Linked DNA regions of Homo sapiens: region 1 is linked to region 2. A link is a contact called in ENCODE Hi-C or POLR2A ChIA-PET data. All regions are on one chromosome and are shown on one strand. Each heading gives the region's core, a stretch centred on a gene start or an enhancer-like site at or near the end of the contact. The rest is flanking DNA. Distances are from core to core; before and after follow the strand shown. Region 1 holds the start of STX16-NPEPL1 (STX16-NPEPL1 readthrough (NMD candidate)). Region 2 holds the start of ZFP64 (ZFP64 zinc finger protein).

What was found. Hi-C counts contacts between places; a loop is a spot of excess contacts on that map. ChIA-PET counts read pairs that join two places held with the same protein, here RNA polymerase II (POLR2A). Pooled maps may share reads with other maps.
Region 1: a loop to region 2 is called in a pooled map, with 5 times the contacts of the local background. The contact joins the promoter of STX16-NPEPL1 here to the promoter of ZFP64 in region 2. A Hi-C loop is called at or near these places in 2 of 50 pooled maps. POLR2A ChIA-PET finds 5 or more read pairs at or near these places in 2 of 52 experiments (BJ and activated CD4-positive, alpha-beta T cell).

The regions. Positions count from the first base shown.
Region 1 is chr20:58,645,644-58,652,577 of GRCh38, reverse strand. It overlaps STX16-NPEPL1 (STX16-NPEPL1 readthrough (NMD candidate)), which reads right to left and starts at 1,325. Exons shown (of 23, transcript NR_037945.1): 1 at 440-1,325. It overlaps STX16 (syntaxin 16), which reads right to left and starts at 1,295. Exons shown (of 9, transcript NM_001001433.3): 1 at 440-1,295. The coding sequence starts at 571. LOC107985410 (a long non-coding RNA gene) reads left to right here and starts at 2,943. Exons shown (of 3, transcript XR_005647058.2): 1 at 2,943-3,589. RefSeq lists enhancers at 1-429, 267-536, 3,566-4,103 and silencers at 2,033-2,392, 4,791-5,085.
Region 2 is chr20:52,188,674-52,195,367 of GRCh38, reverse strand. ZFP64 (ZFP64 zinc finger protein) reads left to right here and starts at 3,589. Exons shown (of 6, transcript NM_018197.3): 1 at 3,589-3,777. The coding sequence starts at 3,732. RefSeq lists enhancers at 2,708-2,837, 3,878-4,734 and silencers at 3,248-3,517, 3,878-4,117.

The sequences.
Region 1 (6,934 bases), core at 76-2,575, 6.5 Mb before region 2:
TTGCAAGGATTTGGGTCTACGATCCGGCGACCCAGCCCTTAGGACCAAACTGAGGCTCATTACTGGGGGGAGGGGAGCTTCAAACAAAACGAAACAAAAAGGCTTCAGAAAGGCCCAATGCTTCCCAATGTTAGCGTTAAAACATATGTAAATTACAGGCGGCCTGTAGCGCAGTGACGCCAAGGCGGGGGGTGCGGGGGGGGGGGTGCTGCGGAAGTGAGGAGAAGACCGGGCAGAGGTGGAGCTGCGGCCTCACAGCACCGCTTCTTCCTCATCCAGGGCTACAGATGCCCCCTGACTCTAGCCAAGAGATCTTATTATTCTTAGTCTTATTATTCTTATCTTCTCTTTTTAAACAGAGAGACAGACAGAGACAGACAAACAGGCAGAGCCGCAGTGCACACGGTCCGTGTGTCGGAGAGGCCGCCAGGAGACTCACCGCAGCAATGCTACGTGAATGCAGAGGGCTGGAGGTGATGTGACTACTCACTTGCTCGGCTAACAGCTGCCGGTTTTGGATGGAATTATTCCGCAACAACAAGAAAGCGTCGGTTAAACGCCTGGTGGCCATGTCTCACCCTTTGCGACCCCCCTCTCAGGGGCCCCCCGCCCACTTATATTCCTGATTTATTCACTTTCTTTCTCGTGGCCCGGCTGGCCCACCCTTTCACGGAAGCTTCTCGACAAGGCCTCAGGCCTCAAGCCAAAAAGATGCAGCTGTGCGCTTCGCCAAGGCGTAGAGACCCCTCCCCAAATAACTACCTAGGCTTTCCAATTGTCTGACTCCCCCTACCCAGGGCAGACTTCGATCTCTAAGCACTTGAATCCCCCCAATCCTTGCGTAGCGATCCAACGTCCCAGAGACCCCACCCCAATCCAACCTTGGATCTACAAGCGTCTAACTCGCCAATCCGGCTCTAGACTGGGAGGCCCTGAAGCCCCCTACTCCCTGAGACCCCCCGGAGGTCTCTGCTCTCTACCCCTAACTTTGGCTCGTAAGCGTCTAGGCCGTGCCCTGAGGTCTGGCTGTGACTCAGTTTCCGCACCAGAGGCCTGGCCTAGGCCCTCTTTGGACAACCGGAGCCAGGCTTGGGGCCTGGACTCGAGGGCGCCTGCAGCTCCCTTCTGGGGACTTGTCTGAACCTGCTGAGGCCCTGCCCGACCTCCTGACCCCTTCCTTTCCTGGACGGCCTGGTCCTCCACTGCCAGCAGGCTGCCGGCCTGCAGGAAGACAGCAGGGCCTGCCTCCCCGGCCTTCTCACTCCTCTTCTCCGGCTCCCTCCATCCCCGGATCTGACTGCAGCTCAGCCCCGGACCGTTTCCGTGCTGTGGTCCCGGGTTCTGGCGTTCCCCCCTGGCCCTCTTCCTGTCCGTCCCTCGCGAGTGCCCCCCTGCGACGCTCGCAAGCCTTGCTCGCAACGTTCCGGGCGCGGGAGCTCCCTGCACTCCTGCCCCGGGGCACGGGAGTGCTCCGCCCTCTCCCGGGGTGCTCCTCGGGCGCCCTGTTTCGCCTCCCCCAACTGGGTCCAGGCACTAGGAGCAGGCCAACGAGCAGGCCTGAGCCTGGGGAGCGTGGCCCCCAGGCTGCAAACCGCTGCCAGGGCCCTTGGTCGCTGAATTAGAGTGGAAGTTGCGCGGCAGGCAAATTTGGGCTCCCCAAGAACTGAAGTTTTGGGCGCGGGGAGTTGGAGCGGGAGAGGAAAAGTTGGAGACGACTGCCTCTGCAGGCCGAGCACGCTCTACTGCAGGCGGCGGCGCTCGCTTTTTTTTTTTTTTTTCCCACTCTGGAAAAAGATGTATCCGACAAACAACCACGAGGAAATAAAAGGAAAAAAAAAAAAAAAAAAGGAACAAGAACTCCAGGCAGCCTGGCCGCGCCGCCGCTGGCAGTCGGGGGTCGTCGGGGGCGCCCGCCCTCCCCAGCTGCCGCTTTCTGTAGGGGGCACTGCAGGGTCGTGGAATCTCAAGTGGAAAAGTTCCCCGAAAACTTTGACACCTCCCACCCCCCTCCCCGCGAAAAAAATCTCTGTTCCCTGCCTGGGCCCTGGCCCTGCGACCCCCGCGCCCCCCCGTGCCCCGGGCCGGGTTTTCCACGGTTGGCCGGGCCCAGGGCGCCCTAAGCACCTCGACTTGCCGCCCCGGGCCAGGTCGGCGGGGTTCGTGCAGGGGCTCCGTGGGGCCGCGTCGGGCAGGGGCCGCCCGGGCCCGAGCACGGCACCCACAAACAGGCTGGCGTCCCGCGACGGAGACCCGGGTCCGGCCCGGAGCCGCCCGGGAGGCTTGAGGCCAAGGGCCTGGCCCAGCGCGCGGCCGGAGCGGGTCGGGGGCGCAGAGCTGTGCGGCGGCGCCTTCCGGGCCCCGGGCCTGTGCAGGGCCGGCTTCCCCTTGCGGGGCGAGGCTGCGGGCCGGGCTGCGGTGCGGGGTTCCAACAAAGGACCGAGGCCCCAGAAGCGGCCCCCACGCGTCCTTTGTTTCTGCGTGGAACAAACTTTACACACGTGTGTGTTTTCCGAGGGTTTCCCGTGTGCTGAGCGCTTGCAAAGCGGAGTCGCGCCCGGGGAGACGCGAAGCCGGTGCCCGCGGCTCACCCAGGGACCCCAGCCAGACAGCGGCACCCGCGGGGCGCGTGCGGGACCCCCAGGCGACCGGGGGAAGCACCGGTAACCGCCCCCCACCCGTGCTTTTTCTCTCACGGAGAATGTTCCCGCGCGTTCGTTGTGCAACTAAAAATTAATGTGAAACATCCATTGAGGCAAATAACAAAATGCATCCAACGAAACCCACATAAAATCGAGAGAGCCGCGAGCAGGGCTGGGCGAGTTCACTGTGAGGACCGGCTCTGGCTTCCGCGCAGCGCGGAGAGCAGGGCGCTCGCCCGGGGACGCTTCGCAGCGGTGGAAGATTCGGGCGACAGGGGACTGGGTCGCCGCGCGGGCCGGGCTGGAGGCTGCAGGGACTTGCTGACAGGCCATCCAAAGACAGAGAGGCCCTGGGGAGGGAAATTCGGGGAGCCCGTGTGCTTAGCGTAGCGCCCCGGGAAATATTTGCCCAATAAGGGAGAGTTTGTCCCCACACTGCGGCAGAACCCCCCTGCGAGCTCTGACCCCAGCAGCACGGCCAAGCCCCCCCAACCCCGCTCCCCCCTTTAGGGGACAGGTATTTGTAAATAACAACTGAGCTGGTCGTCGGTAGGAGAATCAGATTAGAAACATGGTCCCCACTCTCTTCCTATCTCCCCAGCACTCATCACCTCACAAAGCAGGGGGGGACCTGTTTACTTTTCCTGGCGCTCTCCCCCAGGCTAGAACGTGATCTTCTTCCTACGCAGGGACAGTGTTTTATTCATCTTTGTACCCACTGCCATCTCATCTGGCTTGGAACAGGCTCCGGATAAATATTTTTTAAATATGTGCATGAATTAATGAGAGACTCGAGATTTAGTCCCCAAACTCTCTGACCTCCCTCGAGTGACTTTAAGCCTTTAGAGCCCTTATCTGTTAAGAAAAAAAGAAAAAAATGTGGGTTTTTCGTAATCCTCGTAATCCGCGCCCTGTCTACTTCTCTGGGGTTATTGTGAAGATCAAATAAGGTAAGTGAAAACTCTTTGTAAACTACCAGGTGCTGAGCAAATATTATATAGGATGGTTATTCATTCATTCCCTCCGTTCAGGAAGCTTAGCAAAGTAATTCCTGGTCTTGTGTTTCAGCAGATGGTGGTCGCCTTTCCTGGTCAGTCTTAAATATTTATTACAGGACAATCTCATTCTTACATTTAGGAGATCAATCAAGCTTCCATTTCTTTGAGCGAAATGAACACTGCTTGCACACAAATAATGGAAGAAAAATCCTGGTATTCCCAAAACAGCCACCCCAAGCAACCCAAGAGCCTAACAGCGGGGAGGTCAGGAAAATCCAAGAAGTTGGCATAGCAGCCCAAAGGCAGCACCGTGCAGCTCTGACCAGGCCCCAAAGGCAGCACCGTGCAGCTCTGACCAGGCCCCAAAGGCAGCACGGTGCAGCTCTGACCAGGCCCCAAAGGCAGCACCGTGCAGCTCTGACCAGGCCCCAAAGGCAGCACCGTGCAGCTCTGACCAGGCCCCAAAGGCAGCACCGTGCAGCTCTGACCAGGCCCCAAAGGCAGCACCGTGCAGCTCTGACCAGGCCCCAAAGGCAGCACCGTGCAGCTCTGACCAGGCCCCAAAGGCAGCACCGTGCAGCTCTGACCAGGCCCCAAAGGCAGCACGGTGCAGCTCTAAGCAGGCTGTGTTTAGGTATGGGATTGTGTGCCTGAAATAGTGTTAACCAAGAGGGAGCCCAGAGAGGGCATGCACCCCTGGCTCCAGTCACGTCCATGGTCCATGTTCGCCCTGACCCACACTGGAAGGGAGTTGGGGAAGGATGTAAATCATTATATTTGAATGTTCCTTGGCTGTTTTATTTTCCTGTCAAGTGACTTAAGCTTGATTTTTTTTTTTTTTTAAAGCATTCCCCCATGGCCAAGTATGTGTTTCCTTGGAATTGAAATCTAGGTTGATGGTTTTACATTTTAAAAGCTTTCATTGTGACTCATTCTTGGCCTGGGCTAGGATTCGGTAATACTCCTCGGGCTTGGTGAGGCTCCGTGTCCTGTTTCTTGGGCTTCATACCCACTTTCTAACATTCTGCCAACGAATCCAATAAGTCACTTTTGGGGACAAGTGTTTCATTGTTTTCTTGTCATCTCATTCAGTGCAGGAGGAAGCCCCATTGAAGCCAGGCCATGGCTTGGGCAGGTGCAGGTTTTCAAGTACTGAGAGGGGATGGTTAGCTCAACAGGTCAGCAGTGGGACACACACCCTTTGGTGAAAACAATTTAAATGAGATAGGGCTCATGTAAGCCCTTATACAACCTCAGCATAGAGTAAGTGCGCCACAAATGGGCAATATGATTTATTACAGCAGTAGTCTTACTGTTGGAAAGCTCACGTGGGCTCTGCTCTCCCTGGAAGGCATCATAAACTCCAAAGAGAATGGCATGGTATTGAGAACTGAACACTTGGAAATCTAAGCACGTTTCCGAGCTTCTTGTTCTGGACCTTGGGAATCCAGATGTGTCTGCAGTGCACACTCATGTGGAAGAGGGGGCTAAACCATCTCAAAGACACCTTTTAACATTGGTCTTTCTCCCACCTATAGAAAGACAGATGGTTGTTTGCTTATCAAGCAGCAAAAGCCCCCAGGCCTAACATATGTCTCGTCTGCACAGATCTGACAGACAGATTCGGGCCAGGTTCGGGTAACAGGAGTTGTGTGTTCTGTGTCCCCAAATAGTTCCTCAAAACCTTGAGTATTTCCAACAACAGAAAACTCCCTATCTGGGTCTGTCTTCAGCTATGATGCCTCTCCCAAGAAGGGAGACTCTGGAGAGAGGCAACACTTTTGTTTTGTCTGGAGTCCCGTAGCTTTTAATACCAGACAATTCAATACAGTAGGCATTTCTAAAAATCTACCAGTGGCTGTGCCTATCTCTTGCCAGGCACTGCTGAAAGAATGAAACAGCAAAACTCTTGCCTTCAGGGAATTTGCATCTCCACTGTCTCTACCCAAATTCTGGTTCTCATCGTGTACATTTTCCCAGCAGCCTGCTAACAACCACCCGTCTCTTCCCTCCTCATCCTGCAGCCACAGTGACCTTTCCAAAGCATAAATCTGATCATGTCACTGCCTGATTGAGGCCCTGAAACAGCTCCCTCTGGCCCATGCCAGCCGATCTCAAATGACGCTCAGCAGAAAACAGGTGCTCTAAGTTGAACCAAGCTGGGCATCACTAATATTAACTAATGATGGACTTTTCTTGGTTGTCAGAAAAAAAAAAATGAAGCTAATTAATGGAGTAGTCTCCATCTTAAGTGTTTCTCTTCTCGCTTTCTCTTAAACCTTCAGTCCCTGCCACCACTTGGCTGTATTAGAATATAGTATAAGACTAGATCTGATTTATTCCAGAATCATGGATTTCAGTACAATTTTTTTCCCATAGATCAGTATTTCCTGGAGTTCTGCATTTAGGTTTTCTACACTTTCCACATGGCGGAGTGCCCCCTGGGCATTCAAAGCCCTGCCCAACAGGCCCCACCTAAATGGTGAGCTTTTTTCTTTCCAGGACTTGGCTCACAGGCCTTTCTCTGCCTGGTGGGGGTAGTGGCGGGGGATGTGTCTTGCCCCTTCTGCTTGGTGAACCCTTCATTGAAGACAGCACCCCCTACACTGTCAGGTGTGATAAATGTTTGCGGAATGGATGACTGGATGGATTAATGCACAAAAGGTGAGATTAACTATATTAAGTGCTAGAGAATACCAGACAGTCAAGACTCAAAATGGGTGGAGAGATTAGGGCAGTTCTCTGTCCCCCTCGCTCACCCCTTTTCAGCCACACTAGCCTTCCCACCATTCCTCACACCTCCTTAGCACCTGCTTTGCTCTCCTTCCTAGGTTCTTCAAATAACTGGCTCCTTCTCACCACTCTTGTCTCAGACTATTCAATAGAAAGTAATCCTCCTACCCTGTCCACCGTGTGGGGAGAGGACTCTCCTCTCCCAGGGCCCTTATGTCACCATCATACCAGGTGCCTGCCCATGCTTGGTCAAGTTCAAGACTGAAACAATGTCTAACATCGTGGCTTTTGGTCTTTGAGGCCAAGAAGAGGCCTCTTGGGTCACAACACATGCCAGCAAAGCATATCTGCATTTTACTTTTTTTCCAGGATGATGTGGACACATGTGTACTCAAATAAATCAACCCTCCCATCTTAACCATCTCCCTTGGCAGGAACAATAAGTTAATGTGCCAAGCCAGGACTGACCTGGATGACTCAAACCCTGAAAAACATAAAGGAAATCATTGTGTTTTTCCGCTAGCAGGTATTGAAACATAGCCAACTCACTCGTTTCTAGTTTTT
Region 2 (6,694 bases), core at 2,340-4,839:
ATGCCCTCCTGGAGCTTACATGGTAGGGAGACAGATAATAACCAAAAATAATTAAAAGATAATAATAGCTAGGATTTATGCCGAGTTATATGAGTCAGGCACTATTCTAAGCACTTTACAGATATTGATTGGTTCCTCCTACAAAACAGCTTAATGAACTAGGTGCTACTATTATCTCCAAGCTACAGAAAACCGGGACACAGAGCAGTTGAATTTCCTATTCAAGGTTAAGCAACTAATCCTAGTTCAGCAACTCCAGGATTTGCATGGCAGTGGCATAGCCTAACTCCAGGGCCTACACACTTAACCACCAAACCAGTAAGGCCCAGACTTACATCATGATAAGAATTACCTGGGGCACTTTTGAGATATTTGCAGATTACCAAGTCTTACCCCAGAAAATTCTGATGCAGTAAGCATAGCTTGGAACCCAAGAACTCATTCTTTAGTGAGCCTTCCAGATGATGCTTCTCTTCAGGCAAATGTGAGATATATTGCTCTCAACAAAAGGAATCGTGACAATAAAAGTTAGAATGGTGACCTCTGCAAGATTGGATAGTAGGAATAGTATTATTTTATTTATTTATAGTTTTTTGAGACAGTCTCGCTCCATCACCCAGGCTGGAGTGCAGTGGCTCCATCTCAGCTCATTGCAACCTCCGCCTCCTGGGTTCAAACAATTTTCCTGCTTCAGCCTCTGGAGTATCTGGGATTACAGGTGTGCGCCACCAAGCCTGGCTAATTTTTGTACTGAAGAAAATGGGGTTTCACTATATTGGCCAGGCTGGTCTAGAACTCCTGACCTCAGGTGATCCGCCCACCTCGGCCTCCCAAAGTGCTGGGATTACAGACATGAACCACCTTGCCTGGCCAGAATAGTATTATTGGCTGGGAAGGTGCATGAGGGAGCCGACCAGGGCTGGAAATGTGTGTCTTGGAAGGGGACTTCCCAGGTGTGCACATATGTAAACATTCATCAAGCAATAAAAAATAAATATTGCCGTAAGCTGCGGTGCTCTGCTGGGTCATGTTAGCTAGACAGGTATCATGAAGGTGATGTCGCAGAGTCGCAGGGAGAGTGAATACTTTAGGTAAGACATAGGAAAGGTCTCTCTGGGAAGGCGACATTTCATTTGATGCTGGATGACCTAAAATAGCCAGTCCTGCAAAGACCAGGAAAGCAATCCAGGCAGAGGGAGGAGCAACAACAGCAAGGAGCCTGGTGGAGCTGCCTGGGCAATGCAGGGTGAGAGTGGTGTGATCTGCAGTGGGACTGGCAGGCCACAGCCAGTTACATCTAGCTCATTCCTGCCCCAGGGTTTTTGCTCCCACCAGTTCCTCAGGCTGGAATTGCTCCCCCCTCATCCTCACATGGCTGCATCCTCCCCGGCTCCTTGTTCAGATATTACCTGCTCGGAAAGGCCTGCTATGACCAGTTCTACAGCCACTATTACAGCCCCATTTTATGGTCTTTGGAGCCCTTATCACTAGCAAAATGTTGAGAACACATGGACACAGGAGGGGAACATCACACACCAGGGCCTGTCAGGGGGTGGGGGGCAACGGGAGGGAGAGCATTAGGACAAATGCCTAATGCATGTGGGGCTTAAAACCTAGGTGATGGGTTGATAGGTGCAGCAAACCACCATGGCACATGTATACTTATGTAACAAACCTGCACGTTCTGCACATGTATCCCAGAACTTAAGGTTAAAAAAAAAAAAGGAAGTTTTATATATATTTTTTATATATATAAATATATAATATATAATATATAATATTTTATATATAATATATATTGTATATATTTATATATAATATATATATACATAAATATAAATATATATTAAATATATTAAATATTATATATTAAATATATATATATTTACAGTACTGATTTGATTATTTCATGTTGACTGCCTCCCTGGTCTACCTCCAGCAGCTAGCCCAGTGCCTGGCACTTCACAAACACTTGAGAATAAACAGCTGCTGCAGGCAGAAACCAAGCCTTAGAGGCAGCAGCAGGGAAAATCCCATTCATTATACAAGCCATATTTACTAAGCCTACTATGTGTCAGGCACCAGCCAAGTCACTGGACTACATCAGTGAAGCAAAGAGATTTTTTTAATCCCCATTTTTACAGGGACTTACTGAAAATAAGGGGGAGGAGAACACAGATAATATACAACTAAATTATATCTAAGCAGATATACTCGAGATACATAATATGTTCCATCTAACACCTTTTAAGGACAAAGCAGGCCAGGCATGGTGGCTTACACCTGTAACCCCAGCACTTTGGGAGGCTGATGGAGGATCGCTTGAGGCCAGGAATTCGAGACCAGCCTGGGCAACATCTCTACAAAAATAAAAATTAAAAAGTGAGCCAGGGTGGTGGCCCACGCCTGTAGGGGGGATTGCTTGAGCCCAGGAGTTGGAGGCTGCAATGAGCTAGGATCCGACCACTCTTCCAGCCTGAGAGACAGAGAAAGACCCCCTCTCTAAAAAAAGAAAGGGAGAAAGAGAGAGAGGCAGAGAGAGAGAAAGAAAGAAAAGAAAAGAAAAGAAAAGAAAAGAAAAGAAAAGAAAAGAAAAGAAAAGAAAAGAAAAGAAAAAGAAAAAGAAAAAAACAGGAAGGAGACAGGGAGTGGTTGGGGGAGGAGGAGGGGGCTGCAATATTAGAATGATTAGATTAGGCCAAGCATGGCCTCCCTGAGTGTGAATTTGAATGCTGACCTTCAGAAGCAGGACAGACTCTATGGGCAAATCCCTCGAGGCTGGGAGAGGTCTGAGGCTTGGGAGGGTCGGCAGAGAGACAATAGGGCTGACGCAGGAGCCCGGGGGAGACAGTAGTAGTAAGACATGAGGGACAGAGCAGAGAGGTCACTGTCCTCAGAGTGTGGACGCCGACCAACACTAGGGGCATCACCTGGGAACTTAGAAATGCTCGTTCTCACGCCTCGCCCCAGACCTACTGAAGCAGAAACGCTAGGGTGGGCCCAACAGCGTGTGTTCTAACAAGCCTTTCAGGCGACTGCGATGCACGATAAAGTTGGCAGCTCCTGGAGCAGGGGTCCCTCCGCGCTACGACCCCACCTCTTCGCGGTCCTCTCAGTCTCCCTAGCGGGGCAAGGGACCCGCCCAGCGCTTTGCTGATTTGCCCAGCGCTCACGCCCAACCTGGGTTTCTCCGGAGCTCGCCGCGCCCCGCGCACCCACCCCGCAACGGCAGCCGCACGTGGGTCTCCCCGCAAACCACCCAGGCGTCCCGGGAGCAGCGCTGCTGCACGGCCGCGCTGGGGGCCCAACGCCTGGGGTTGCAGGTGCAAAAGGCGCCCCGAGCCGGGGAGGCCAATCGCGTCCGCGGAGAACGCAGAGTGCGGGCAGGGGCGCATCCCTCGCCACCCGCGGTCGCCCAGCACGCCGGGACGCGCGTGGCCATCCAGCTCCCCGGGGGCGTTGGGGGGCTCCGCGGGCCTGGGCCTCGGGATTCGCCCGCCGCTTCCCCGGGGAGCCGCTGCTGCAAAGCCAGGTTGGGGCGCCGGGCCCGGCCAGCGCCCTCTAGGCAGCGGAAGTGCAGCTTGCTTTACATCCGTCCTCCCCGCCTCGCAGAGTTGGGAGAAGGCAGGGTGGGGGGTGTGGAAAAATAAAAGGAAAAGTCCTTGCACCATGTAGATCAGCGTCCCCCACTTTGGCATCCCGGCCGGCCGGGGACCTCCCAGTCTGCGGCCATGAACGCGAGCAGCGAGGGCGAGAGCTTCGCGGGCTCGGTGCAAAGTAAGTGCTTTTCCGGGAGCAGTGCGCGCTCCGGGGCCCAGTGCGCGCTCCGGGGCCCGGGCCCAAGCACGTCTGCGACGCAGCCAGCAGGCCCGGGGCCCCGAAATCGGGGTGACGGCTCGGAGCCGCGTCTCGGGGACCGCGGCGGGCGCGCTGTGCAGGGGGCGCCGGAGTGGGCTTGGGGTGGGGGCGCACCCGACCTGGCGCAAGACCGGGGGCGCTCTCCAGCCTTGCGAGACCCCTTGGAAGGGAACAGTGGGGGAGGGCACGCCGTTCAGACAATCGCCACCCCCTAAGGGCATTCCCGCCCCATCAGGCGGAGTTTGGGGCGGGCAGGAGAAAGGGAGGAATCTAGGGTAAACGGGGCAACACTGATGGGAAAACTTCTGCCTCAGTGGCTCAAAATTAGAGCCTGGAGATTGGGGGAATCACCAGGTCTCACGAGGTCCTGCCGGCTCATTGCAAAGCCTTTTCCTCATTAAGGGTGGAGATCTGAATGGAAAACGGGGCCGTGGTCGCTTTATTTGGGTTTGGGGTTCAGTTTTTATTTAACCGAGGAGGACATCAGCGTTTTTCAAGTCCCTGGTTTCTCCCGGTGCATTGTTTCCCAAAGTGTGGTCCAGAGACTGAGTGCAACCAGCCACCTGGGAGCGAGAGCGTGTATTTTAAAACAGCTTTCTGGGCCCCACCCATTCAATCTCGGGGGTGGGGCTGGGGATCCGCTGTCCTTCGTAGCTGCCTGGGCAACTCTGAAGCACATGAAGTTTGAGAACCCATCTACCAGGGGTTTGCAGAAAATCTGGCACATAGTAAGCTCCCAGCTTGTTAGCTGCTACTGTTAACAGTTTGGGAGACACTGGGTCCCAAACTTGGCGGTGTATTCCTTGCATTACTGTGAAAAGCACAGATTTTCCTAAACACCATCCTCCCCACCCCACCCTGTTATGACTCAGTATCTCCTAGGTGGGGCTCAGATATGTCCATGTTTAAATAGTGTACCTCAGTAAGAACCCAGCAGGTAACATGCTGGGGGACTGGCGGGGAGGGGGGACTGTGCTGGTACGAGCACCATCCCATTTAATTCTCATAACAAGCCCGTGTTTTTTCTTGGAGAAATTAAAAACAAACAAAAACCATGGATTAGAAACCTCTCCTCCCATTTTTCAGATGAGAAAACCCACGCTTAAAGTCACTGTTGTTAAGCGACAGTGTCAAGATTCTAACGAAGGTCTATGTCGTTACTTTTGCACTTTCCACATACCAGTGACATTATCTGTTATGAAAATCCTTTCATTCTGGGTGTCAGTCCTATTCCATCATTAAGGAATCGTCAGCAATGCAAGCTACTTCATGTCTCACTTCCTTGTTTCCTTGTTAGTTCCATGGGTATCTCAGTATCTGCCAGAGAAGAAAAGGTTTCCTTCCTTCCATCCATTGATTGCAAAGTGCTTAAGTGTATCCCTGCAAGATGGCTTATCACAGTGCTCAGCCCAGTCTCCTTAGCAAGTCAACCAAACTGTATTTCTGAACAGAGATTTCTTGTCTTAGCTAGACCTGGGGAAAATTGGACATAATGTAAATATCTTACAAATTTTCAGAAAATTATGAGGCATAATTTTATCTAACCATATATGCACAAAGGTAGTCTTGTATCATTTAACTTGGGAAAAATTGGAAATTATGTAAATACCTTATTGTTGCTGAGAAGATTATGACGCATGGACACCATGGAATAATGTATTGCCATTAAATAATCATATATATATGAAGAGATTTTAATGATATAGCACAATGTTTATGCAATGTTTAGGAAAAAGGGCCAGGCACGGTGGCTCACGCCTGTAATCCTAGCACTTTGGGAGGCTGAGGCGGGCGGATCACATGAGGTCGGGAGTTCAAGACCAGCCTGACCAACATGAAGAAACCCCATTTCTACTAAAAATTCAAAATTAGCCTGGCGTGGTGGTGGCGCTTGTAATCCCAGATACTCCGGAGGCTGAGGCAGGAGAATCGCTTGAACCTAGGAGGCGGAGGTTGCAGTGAGCTGAGATCGTGCCCTTGCACTCCAGCCTGGGCAACAAGAGCAAAACTCCATCTCAAAAAAAAAAAGGAAAAAAATTAGGAAAAGGATTAGTTTTACAATACTATGATCTGAATATTTACAATATTATGATCTTATGCAATTTTTTTTTTTTTTGAGATGAAGTCTCGCTGTCACCAGGCTGGAAGTTCAGTGGCATGATCTTGGCTCACTGCAACCTCCACGTCCCAGGTTCAAGCAATTCTCCTGCCTCAGCCTTCTGAGTAGCTGGGATTACTGGCACGTGCCACCACACCCAGCTAATTTTTGTATTTTTAGTAGAGACGGGGTTTCACCATGTTCGCCAGGATAGTCTTGATCTCTTGTTGTGATCCACCCATCTCGGCTTCCCAAAGTGCTGGGTTACAGGCGTGAGCCATCTTACGCAACTTTTAAGTGTAAAGAAAATGAATGGAAAAAAATATTTTATAATATTCATGGTAGGCAGAGATGGAAATATTGAGTGATTTTCCCCTTCTTTATAAGTTTCTTCTAAATTTTCTTATAAACACGAGTTATCTTTTTTTTTTTATGTGAGACGGAGTCTCGCTCTGTCGCCCAGGCTGGAGTGCAGTGGCACAATCTCAGCTCACTGCAACCTGCGCCTTCCGGGTTCAAGCAATTCTCTTGCCTCAGCCTCTCTAGTAGCTGGGATTACAGGTGTGTGCCACCACGCCGGGCTAATTTTTTTTGTTTATTTTTAGTAGAGATGGGGTTTCACCATGTTAGCCAGGATGGTCTCGCTCTCCTGACCTCATGATCTACCCGCTATGTCTTTATTGAACAAGTATTTATATAGTAGCTTCTAATACAGTGCCAAATACTACACTAAGTGCT